Regions from separate parts of the Mus musculus genome. Here region 2 is linked to region 1. A link is a loop called in an ENCODE intact Hi-C map of the cell type or tissue named here. Cell type or tissue: left cerebral cortex. All regions are shown on one strand. Region 1 has its middle 38 kb from the start of Gm31508. Region 2 overlaps Gm31508 (predicted gene, 31508).

What was found. Hi-C counts contacts between places; a loop is a spot of excess contacts. Peaks named below come from ENCODE experiments on the same cell type or tissue, not always from the same donor. Only the 100,000 strongest peaks of a DNase experiment are listed, where the experiment ranks them.
Region 2: a loop joins it to region 1, with 8 times the contacts of the local background. A loop is called at or near these places in 3 of 42 quality-filtered maps.

What each region holds. Positions count from the first base shown.
Region 1 is chr12:28,869,628-28,874,627 of GRCm38, forward strand. No RefSeq gene overlaps it. Among named protein-coding and RNA genes, the nearest start is that of Gm31508, 38 kb to the right of the region's middle. In left cerebral cortex, no CTCF peak of the experiment used is centred here; a DNase peak (open chromatin) is centred at 2,837; H3K27ac peaks cover 3,110 bases.
Region 2 is chr12:28,972,519-28,977,518 of GRCm38, forward strand. The region is part of intron 1 of Gm31508 (predicted gene, 31508); the gene reads left to right. Among named protein-coding and RNA genes, the nearest start is that of Gm31508, 65 kb to the left of the region's middle. In left cerebral cortex, a CTCF peak has its summit at 2,422 (motif pointing left); DNase peaks (open chromatin) are centred at 2,165 and 2,947; H3K27ac peaks cover 2,913 bases.

The DNA of each region.
Region 1 (5,000 bases):
CTCGCCCCTGCTACACAGCTCACAAACTCATTAGCCATCTAATGTCCTCCTTGGCAGAGTCCGTAGATTCAGTTGGTTGGTAATTAATTGTGTGTTTAATTAGTATTGATTTTGACAGTTCTTTATTTTGGGTGTAAGTTCCTTATCAGCTATGTAATTTCAAATAACCTGTTTTCCTCACCTTGTTGCTTGCTGAGCAGTATGACTTACAGGGATTAAAAAAAAGAAAGAAAGAAGTTGAAATCTAACTTGTCTAGCCTCTTTCTTCATGGTTTGAACCTGCCTGATATTCTCCAGTGTTTTCTTCTGAATGTTTCATGGCTCTGCATTTACTTCCTGGATCCACTTGGGATGGTTTTACTTCTTTTTATATAGACATCCAGGCATCCAGGCATCCCAGCATCCCAGCATCCCAGCATCCCAGCATCCCAGCATCCCAGCATCCCTTACTGCTGTTTCCCCTTTGCCATGCTTCTTTATCCACACCAGGTCTCGCTTGTCTGTTCCTTCTCACTCCCCTCCACTGCTCTCTGTCTCATTAGGAATCCCTTTGGACCTTATGGACTACTGCCCAGAACATTCGAGTTCCCGGAGCCTCCTTCTGGGTCCTGTGACCGCTTCCCTGAGGACTAAGTCCCCTACTTACTGCTCCTCTTGAAGCCATACCTGTGTCTGGGGCCAGTGGGAGAAGAACAGGAAAGATGCCATATCCTTTGATAGGTCAGAGAAGAAGGGTCGCCATCCTTAATCTGACACTTCCCATGGCCCGTGTGGCTGCTGCCACAGTTATATGGGGAAGTTGGAAACCCTTCTCTCTACCCACTACGGCAGAGCCCTGCCTTCTATTGAGTGGTCTAGGACCTTCTGCGGCTCATGGCACCAGGGTCCCGTCATACCAGACCTCCCCTAGTCCTGCCCTAACCCCGTGTACAGAAAGCAACTGAAAGAGAAAACTGCTTTATACTCTGAATCCCACTACAGGCTGGATGAAGGCTGGGAAAATCAAGGAACAAACAAGAGCAGGGCAGGGGTGAAGTGTGGCAGTTGGGTATCTGTTTGGTCAGCTGCTAGGTCCATGAAGGCCTGACCTTGGCCATCTTTCTTCATCTAGTTTCATAAAGTATAAAATGTCTTCTTCAATGATTGACATTTTGAGGATCTCCAACTCTGTGGTTCCCATCTGGAGCAGAGAGGATACTGTTGGGTGAGGGTCTGATACTCAGTAGGTACCAAGGGACCCTGAGGCCTCTCCAGGGCATACAGACCCCTTCATCCACATCTGAGCCCCCCCGCCAAAGCCTTCCCAACACAGACACAAACACACACACCACACCAGCTTCCCTGGTCTCCTCACTATCACAGACAGATCTACAAGAGTGCCTCTGAATTCTGTCCCCAAGACCAGTGTCTCCTTGTCGGGAAAGCCTTTCCCCCACACAGCCCTGCCCAGAGCTTCTGATGTCCCATGCTGGGAAAGGGAGAGGAAGACAAGCCATGTACCGTATCTGTCATCTCTGGGACCAGAGCTTCTGCAGGTCAGGGCAGTAGCCATCCATCACAGAAAAGGGAGTGGTCAGGAAGAACCAAGAAGAGTCAGTCAATGGAGGGAGTCTTCTGGGCCAGGGCGTAAGAGAGGAAAGTAGGGCCAGCATGAATGAATCTGAACAAGACCTGGTGTGTGGGATTTTAGGCTGGCTCATCGGGTCTCTGCTGGGAGAGGGGTGGGCATGCCGCTTCTCAGGGCAGCAATATGGGTTCCATAACCCTTAGGTTTGGGTGTCTTTATCTACGTAAGAGGTTCATCTGTCAACCATGATGGCATTGCACTTAAGGGTTTCAGATGGAAGCTGGCATGAGGGCCTATGCTGAAGCTGCTGTGTACACCTTGCTCACAGATGCCCTCAGAGGCCTGAGCCTACCAGACTGAGGGACACTGGGCTCTGCTAGACTAAGTAAGAACAATGTGGATGCCTTTAGTGAGGCAGGCCTCAGTGGTACCTGATGGACTGTTGCTGAGGCTACTGAGGCTGGGAGGCAAACAGCAGGTTTGTGTCAACAGAGCCCTGAGGAGGGGGATTGGAGGTGGGGGAGGAGTATGAGAGTGGGACTGGGAGGAGAGGACAGAGTGGAAGCTGTGGTCAGGATGTAAAGTGAGTAAATAATGGATAAAAGAAGTTTAGGGTGGAGGAGAGGAGCGTGATTTGAAAGGTCAGCCAGACTCATTTGGCCAATACTGCATCATCCTTCATACACACAGGCAACAGGGTGGGAGGCACCTGGGAGCTGAGATACACACCCAGGCAGGGCCCTGTACCAGTGTGGACTTAAGATGGGCCACAGGAGCAACTGGGAAGCTTGGGTGTTCTGCTCTGGGTCAGGTTGCTAAAAGTTATCTTAAAGCACATTCAGATGTCGCCTGGACTAAGGGATATTGCTAGCAGCGTGGTGCCCGGCTTATAGGGTGCACAGGCAGAGGTACAGAGCTGGGTAGGAGAGTGGAGGAATAGTGAATCATTATCTGTGGTGTGCTTGCTGGTGGCACTGGTGGGGAAGGGGCAAGCCATCCCCTTCAGGGAAGTTTGAGAGGCTTATAAGATGCACAGGTGGGCTCCCTCTCCTAGGGATGTTTGAATAGTTGATGCCAGAGGCCCCCAGCCCTTCCTCAGTATATAGAAGTTGATGAGCTTCCCCAAGAGGAATGAACATCATCCTGGAGGAAGAGCAGATCCCGAATCTGTTTCTCAAAGAGCCTTCTCACTCAGTCCCCGAGGAAGTGCAGAGTGTGTAGGTGGGCGGCAATTTGCTGGTCTGGAGCCTGCCGCTCAGATAAGCTCAGAGATGCGTAGGAGGCGTCTCCTTGCTTGTGAAATGAAATCACAGTCCCCGTTCTGTTCACTTGGGTGTTTGCCTCCGCCGAAGGAGACAACAGCCTGTGACAGGCACACACGTGGCCAGGATGCACTTTGGCTCTTGGGTGACAACTGTGGGCGTGCCAGGCATGGTGAAACAGTCTGAGTGAGCTCCTTGACCATATAGCACCACGCTGCCTGCCCATCAGAGCCAACTACATGGCCAGCCTCAGTGCCCCCATAGGCAGGGCTGTCAGGATAGGCCTGCACTGATCTCCTAGACCTTAAGCATCTGATTCTGATTGTTGGCTTTTGTTGCAAAGAAAGCATCATGAGGTTACCATGGAAGGACATCCGTGTCTTAGTTCTCTCCTGAGCAGAGCCAGTCCTACAGCTCCAGCAGCAGCTCAGCAGAGGAGGCAGCACCCTGCCTCTATCCAGGTCACCAGCTCACACAGATTAACCACAGGCCATGCCATGCAGACCTGTGCCGCAGCTCATGGATCACTGTTGGAGTGCCTGTCGCCAAGCTGTGATTTAAAACCAGGTGTGGTCATAATTCTTAGTTCCTCCCGCTCATGCCTGGCAGTTCCTTGGTGCAGTGCCTCATCGCCTGCTGAGGAATGGCTTTTGTGGGGGCATTGCCCTTCGACACAAATGCCACGGAGGCCCACATTGGTCAGGGTTCCCCAAGGTCAGTGCAGACCACCCTCTGGTCCTGTGTAGTGCTGTGCAAAATAGCTGTGTGTGACCGAGCACGCATTTGTCAGGACACCCACCAACCCCCACCATGGTCTCAGAATTTAAGGGGCTGTACTTGCTGGGCTGGCTTGGTCGCTGCTTCGATGCAGAAAATAACTGAGCTACTCTTGAGGTCTGCAGCTATCAATAATTGTTAAAAGCCTTCCAGACCAATTACACAGAGAGCTGGAGCTACGAGCACTTGGGCAAATCACCCCACCTGCAGCTCACCTCTCTCATCTCTTCTTGCTGTGTGACAGTTGCACCTAGTGATCCATGCCCAGCTGTCATGGTAAGTGATGCTGTGGCACATGAGCTCACCCTTGGTGCTCTGCACTCCTGAGGTACCAGCAAGCACACAATGCCAGTCACTCAGCACTGTCCCAGTGCTGGTCAGGACAGCTGCATGGCCTTGAGGTACCCAGGTTATACTGTTGCCTTCAGCCCGTCTGACTGTGGAGTCCCCACTGCGTTCACCTGAATGGTCATTTCCTGATTCCTGTTGGTCTCAGGGTGTTCTCGGCAGCAGTCTTCTAGCCTTTACTGGTGAAGCTCCAGGGGTTTGAGGTCAGCTAAGGCACAGCAGCAGCAGCCAGCCTGCTCGACCCTAAGGCTCAGTGCTTTTCCATGTCTTGGCTGCTGGCCTTTCGGGGACTCAAGGGGCATAGGAGCAGGTTCTGAGTGGGGTGGATACTGCAGCATATGCATCAGGTATACTAGAGTAGATACGGGAGTATAGGTATTAGGGTAGCTGTTGGGGGGATGCACTGGGGTACATTAGGGTAGATTCTGGGGTAGATATTTAGGCAGGTACTGCGTATGGATAATAAAGTAGGTACTGAGATAGGTGTTGGGATATACTGCTTGCATTTTGTAGGGGCAGCAGCATGTGGGCAGTGCATCCTGGAGGCAAACCTGGCACTCTTAACAGGGAACTTCCTTTTTTGCTGTATTTTTGTAAAAAGCTGGAGCAGAGTAGGTACTGGGGTATAGATATTAGGGTGAGTACTAGTGTAAGTATTCAGGCAGTTACTAACATAGATAATAAAGTAGGTTCTGGGGTGGGTACTGAGGTATATTAGGGTAGGTACTGGGGTATAGATATTAGGGTGAGTACTAGTGTAAGTATTCAGGCAGTTACTAACATAGATAATAAAGTAGGTTCTGGGGTGGGTACTGAGGTATATTAGGGTAGGTACTGGGGTATAGATTTTAGGCTAGGTACTAAGGTAGATGCTGAGGTAGGTAGGCACTGGGAGTAGATACTAGCGTAGATACCGAGTAGGTGCTAGTGGGTAGTAGGATGAATAACAAGGTAGGTGCAGGAGCACACATTGCTAAAGTAGGTGCAAGAGTGGCCAAGCTTCAGAAAAGGATGCAACCAGCTGGCAGCTTTGGGGGCTGAAAACC
Region 2 (5,000 bases), 100 kb after region 1:
AAGCAGACAGAGATGACTGTTGATTCTTAGCTCACATTCTCCTTTTCCTTCAGTCTGGGACCCCAGGCCATGGAGTATGTGTAACATGCTGCCCATACTAAGCATAGGTATTCCCACCTCAGTTAACCCAGTCTATATATATCTTATATATATCTTAAAGACATGGTCAAAGGTTTCTCTCTGAAGTGATTCTAGATCTACCAAGTTGACAATCAGTATTAAACACCACTAGTTTACAGCATCTAGTTACAAAAGTAGGAAGGCTGAGTTAGCCAGGGATTAGATTCAAGAAAAGCATGGGGAAATTTATATTTTTAAAAAATGTGTTTAGTTGAAATAGAATTATACAGCTTCCCCTTTTCTTTTCCTCCCTCAAGTCTCTTCTAGATATCCTCCTCAAATCCCTCCCATGCCCTCCCACTCTCAAGATGATCGCCTCTTTCTCTCTGGTTATATTGTGTGTGTGTGTGTGTGTGTGTGTGTGTGTGTGTGTGTGTGTGCATATATACATCTGTGTACACACACACACGCACATTGATGCTTGTATGTATATGGTTTCAAGGCTGATCACTCTGTATTGAACAACCAATAAAAGCACTCATTGCTGGAAAGGCTAATTTTCATCCCAGCTGTCAAGAATTGCCCAATTGCCTACAGTTCTTTGCCTAGGGGTGGAACCCTGTGAAATTTTCTTCCTTTTACACTGATATGTCCATTAATACTGCTACTGATCCAGTCTTGTTTATATGGGTTTCTCCTCCTCCCTCTCCTCCTCTTCCTTCTCTTCCTCTCCTTTCCTCCTTTTCTCCTCCTCTGACCCACTGAATCCAGTGTGTGCTCCCTATATTCACATAGGTTTGAGGTCACCCACTGGAGAGTTGTGGACCTACCAGAAGATACACCCTTAAGGAAAACTGAGTCTGCCTTCCCAAGGAGCCATTAACTGCCAATAGCTCCATAGCTACAGGTGGGAGGTTGTGAGCTTGCAGACTGGCTTGTTCTTGTACAGGTCTTGTGCGGACAGCCACATGTGCTGTGAGTTCATGAGTCCTGTGGTATTTTTATGTCCAAAAAATACTGTTTCACCAGAGTCCTTTTTGATCTCTGGTTTTTAAGGTCTTTCTACTCCCTCTTCCTCCACAGTCCCTAAGTCTTAATTTGGTTTTGTTAATGTGTCTCCTATCTTTCTTTTAAATTTTGTTATGAAAAAATTTAAAATTTAAATGTACTTGAAGAGGCACAGACACCACAATTAACCAATCTAATCATTATCCTTACCTACAATTATCAATATGTTATCAGATTCTCCTATCTGCTTACCACTGTCAATAACGGACACCTGTTTCACCTGTAGATGCTTTTGTCTGTGTCTTTAAAACTAAAAGGTTTAAATGTGACTATGCTTCCATACCTAACAAGATTCATAGTGTATTGGCATTCTATCTACTCAGCTCTCATCTATCTATCTATCTATCTATCTATCTATCTATCTATCTATCCATCCATCTATCCTTTCCTTGGCTGTCCTTGGAGATTCCTGGAGATCATTCCACATGGGAGAGAACACACACTTGGCATGCTAGTGAGAGCTCATGAGAAGCAGGGTCCCAAGCCTGATGCCCATGAGCTGGCATTACTGTGCTGTGCTCACAAGGACTTCATTTAGATATGTTTATGGATTCTGGGTCCTTAAGTCATTATAGTGAGATAAAGTGCCTCTTGCCTGAAAGCAGAGAGGGCAAAGCAGGTGTTAAAATCTTTTCTAAGTTTGGGTATGGTGGTTCATGTCTATAATTCTAGCACTAGTAGGGCAAAGGCAGAGAGAGTGTGTTCAGAGCCTGCAGCCAGTCTGGGCTACATAGTGAGTTCCAACCCAGACTGGGCTGCAGAAAGATACCCTGTCTTGAAAACATTTCCAGCAATGGGGTCAATGGTTCTTTGACAAATAAAAGTCCTGAAGCCACAGCTTTTCAGCTCTGTGTGCACCTGTTTGCCTTGAGCTTGCCACTGTCAGCCAACATTTGAATTAGAGGCCTCAGCCTTCCATGTAAAGGCTCCATTTCAGTTTGAGGACTTTTGAGCAAGGCTCAGGGCCATCCTTTGTAATGTGTGCCAGTGTTTCCCAGCTCGAACTGAAGCATTACCATGGCAACAGAGAGCATGTGAAACCGACAGGTTCCAGAATGAACTGTTTGAGGCACACCAACGCAGAGCGCCGAGGGAGAGCTTTATTTTCTACATGATGGCACATCTGCTGTTAAGGAATGTTAACTCGGTATTTCTTTCTTCTCAAAAAGCATTGCTGGTGCAGGGCAGGGAGATGACCTGGAAGATGAGAAGAAAAAAGAAAACTACTCCAGTTCTTGGTGGGGTGTCCTGGCTGGACCTTGGTGGGTCCTGTCTGAGCTGGTGGCTCTGTGGCTCCCCCTGCAGGCAAGCCACTGTGCCCTTCTCTGATGGTGTTTGTAGAGTCTCTGTCCTGAGCTCTCTGTGGACAGGAGAGGAGACAGGAGGTGGGGTGGGTGGACAAAGGATAACATAGACTGGAATGCGGTGGCATAAGGGCTGTGCCACTGAGAACAGGAAGTACAATGGTCTGCCAGAGGCTGGGAGCAGCTCTTTACTGGAGATGAGAGCTGTGCTCAGGCTCAGGCAGAATTAAGGTGCAGGTGGGTGGGTGGGGGAGGGTGCAGTGAAGGGTGCAGAAGGTAAAGGGTAGGTGGAGGTGGGGAGGGTAGAGAGGTGGTGGAGGGGGCTGGGTTGGAGGTGGGTGGTGTGACTTGTAGGTCATGGTACAAGTGGGATAGAGAGTGTATGGAGATGTGTGAATGCACTGGTGAGGTGAAACCAGACGGGCTGAGGGAGGAGGTGAGTTGGGGTGGAACTGCGGTTAAACACATCAGGAATGCTTCAGCAAGCCAAAAAGCTTTTGCGCACAATGTATAGTGTGACTGGCTTTGCTGTCCAACACAGCACTGTGCACAGGCATGCTTGCTGTACAATACACAGCACCATGCACAGTCACTGTGTCCTCTACCATACAGTGTGGCAGGCTGTGCTGTACAATACACAGCACCAGGGGCAGGCAATGTCTCATTCACCATGCACTAGAGCTTGGCTACGGAGCGTGACTAGAGTGTTTCTAAGATGGAGAAACAGAATCAAATTCTTCAGGGTAGAAGCAGTAATTATATTGATGTTCATACATGCACGCGCATGCGCGCGCATACACACACACACACACACACGTACAACAGACTGAGGTTTCAGAGATACAGTACTAGACACCTTTGGGGTGGGCCCCTTGGTGCCTATGTGCACCATTGAGTTTAGAGTCCTGGGTCAAGGGCAGAGGCCCTGCTGCAGCATGACTGTCTATGAGAGGGCTCTAGCCAGCCAAGAACTTCTGTGTCTGACTGTCCTTGCTGCCTGTCTGTCCTGGTTCCTGTTCTCTCCTTGGTTTTATGGTGAGGGAGGTGTGTCTGCCTCCCTCTCTGAGTAAGTAAGGGCTTACTCTGCAGGGAGGTCCGACTCAGAGAACAGGGCAATGATGCCTCTTCCTGTGTAGGAAGTGGAACGGACCCAGACCCAGGCCAGCCCTTCCTCAGGCAGTTCCTCCTGTTTCTACCCACCTGCTACTAGGCATCTGTCCTTTGTTTCTTTGCCTCCTCTCTTTTCAAACAATGGTTTCTGTCTTGACCCCTCTCCTTCCTTTACCTATCAGCATCTTTTCTGCTTGCCTTCTCTTTCCTCTCTCTTCTGCACTCCATTAATCCTCCCTCCACACCCCACACAGCTTCAGGCTACACTTGGAGCGCATCTCTTTGAGGCCTTTTGCTGACATGTGCCACCCTGGTCATGCTATAGCCTCGGTTTCAGTTAAGATGTCACCAGCGCTCAGCCATTAACTGAGAAATTCAGGTGCTGAAATGGGTCCCTGTAGTAGGGACTGGTGCTTGCCAGGTAAGTATAAAATCTTGGGTTTGCTCTCTAGCCCCGTGTAAACAAGACATGGTGGCGCGAGCCTGGAAGAGGAGCAGAGAGAATCATATGTTCAAGGCCATTCTCCAGCTGCATAGTAAGTTGGAGGCCAGTTTAAGATCCATGAAAGCCCCTTTCAAGAAAGGAAAAAGAAATGAAGGCCTTTGCAGTATCGGAGTAGCCAATAGTCCATGCCATCCTGCTGTGTGTAGGTAACAAAGACAGTCATGTGTACGGATGTCCTGTCCTGGGCTCTAGGATCTGCTCTCTCGGCAAGAGCACCCATGCCCAGAAGAGAGTCCAGACTCGGTAGTCTGTTTCCTTCACCCAGAATCTCCCTAAGGCTTCAAGCAACCCTTCATCCCCACAAGTCCAAGGCCATCGTGGACTCTCTCTCTCCCCTTCTACTTGCTGTAATTTCTCCATCCTTGGTTCTGTGCTGAGTTTTCTCTGCTGGCTTCCGAAGAGAAAGAGGAAACAGTTGTTCCTATAGCCAAAGGGCTGCCTCTTGATATCTCATTCTAAAACAAACCAACAGGCAAAGGGAGTGCTATTCCCATGTTCTAGTCCATGACCAACAATGCACATTTGAAAAGCCAGAGCTGAGTACAGTGCCTCACATATGTACTCTGTAATCCCAGCTCTCTGGAAGGGGAGGTCAGAACTGTCATGAGTTCAAAGACAACCTAATCTTTCGTGTAAAGTCCTGTCTCAAAACCCCTAAAATCAGATCTGGAGTCATAGCTCACGTAGTTGAGTATTTGTTACATACACGGAAGCCTAAGTTAGATCCACAGGCTTGCATAAATATGGGGGTTAACATTTGTAACCCCAGCATTTGGGAAGTAGGGATAGGATCAGAAGTTAAGGGTTGTACTCAGCTACATGACTAGCCTAGGATAAAATCCTAGTAAAAAAAATCCTAATAAAATCCTATTTCAAAAACTAAACAAAAGGCTTCCTACCCCCCCATTACCACCAAACAAACAAAAGTCAACAGAAATGATCTTTTCTTTTAA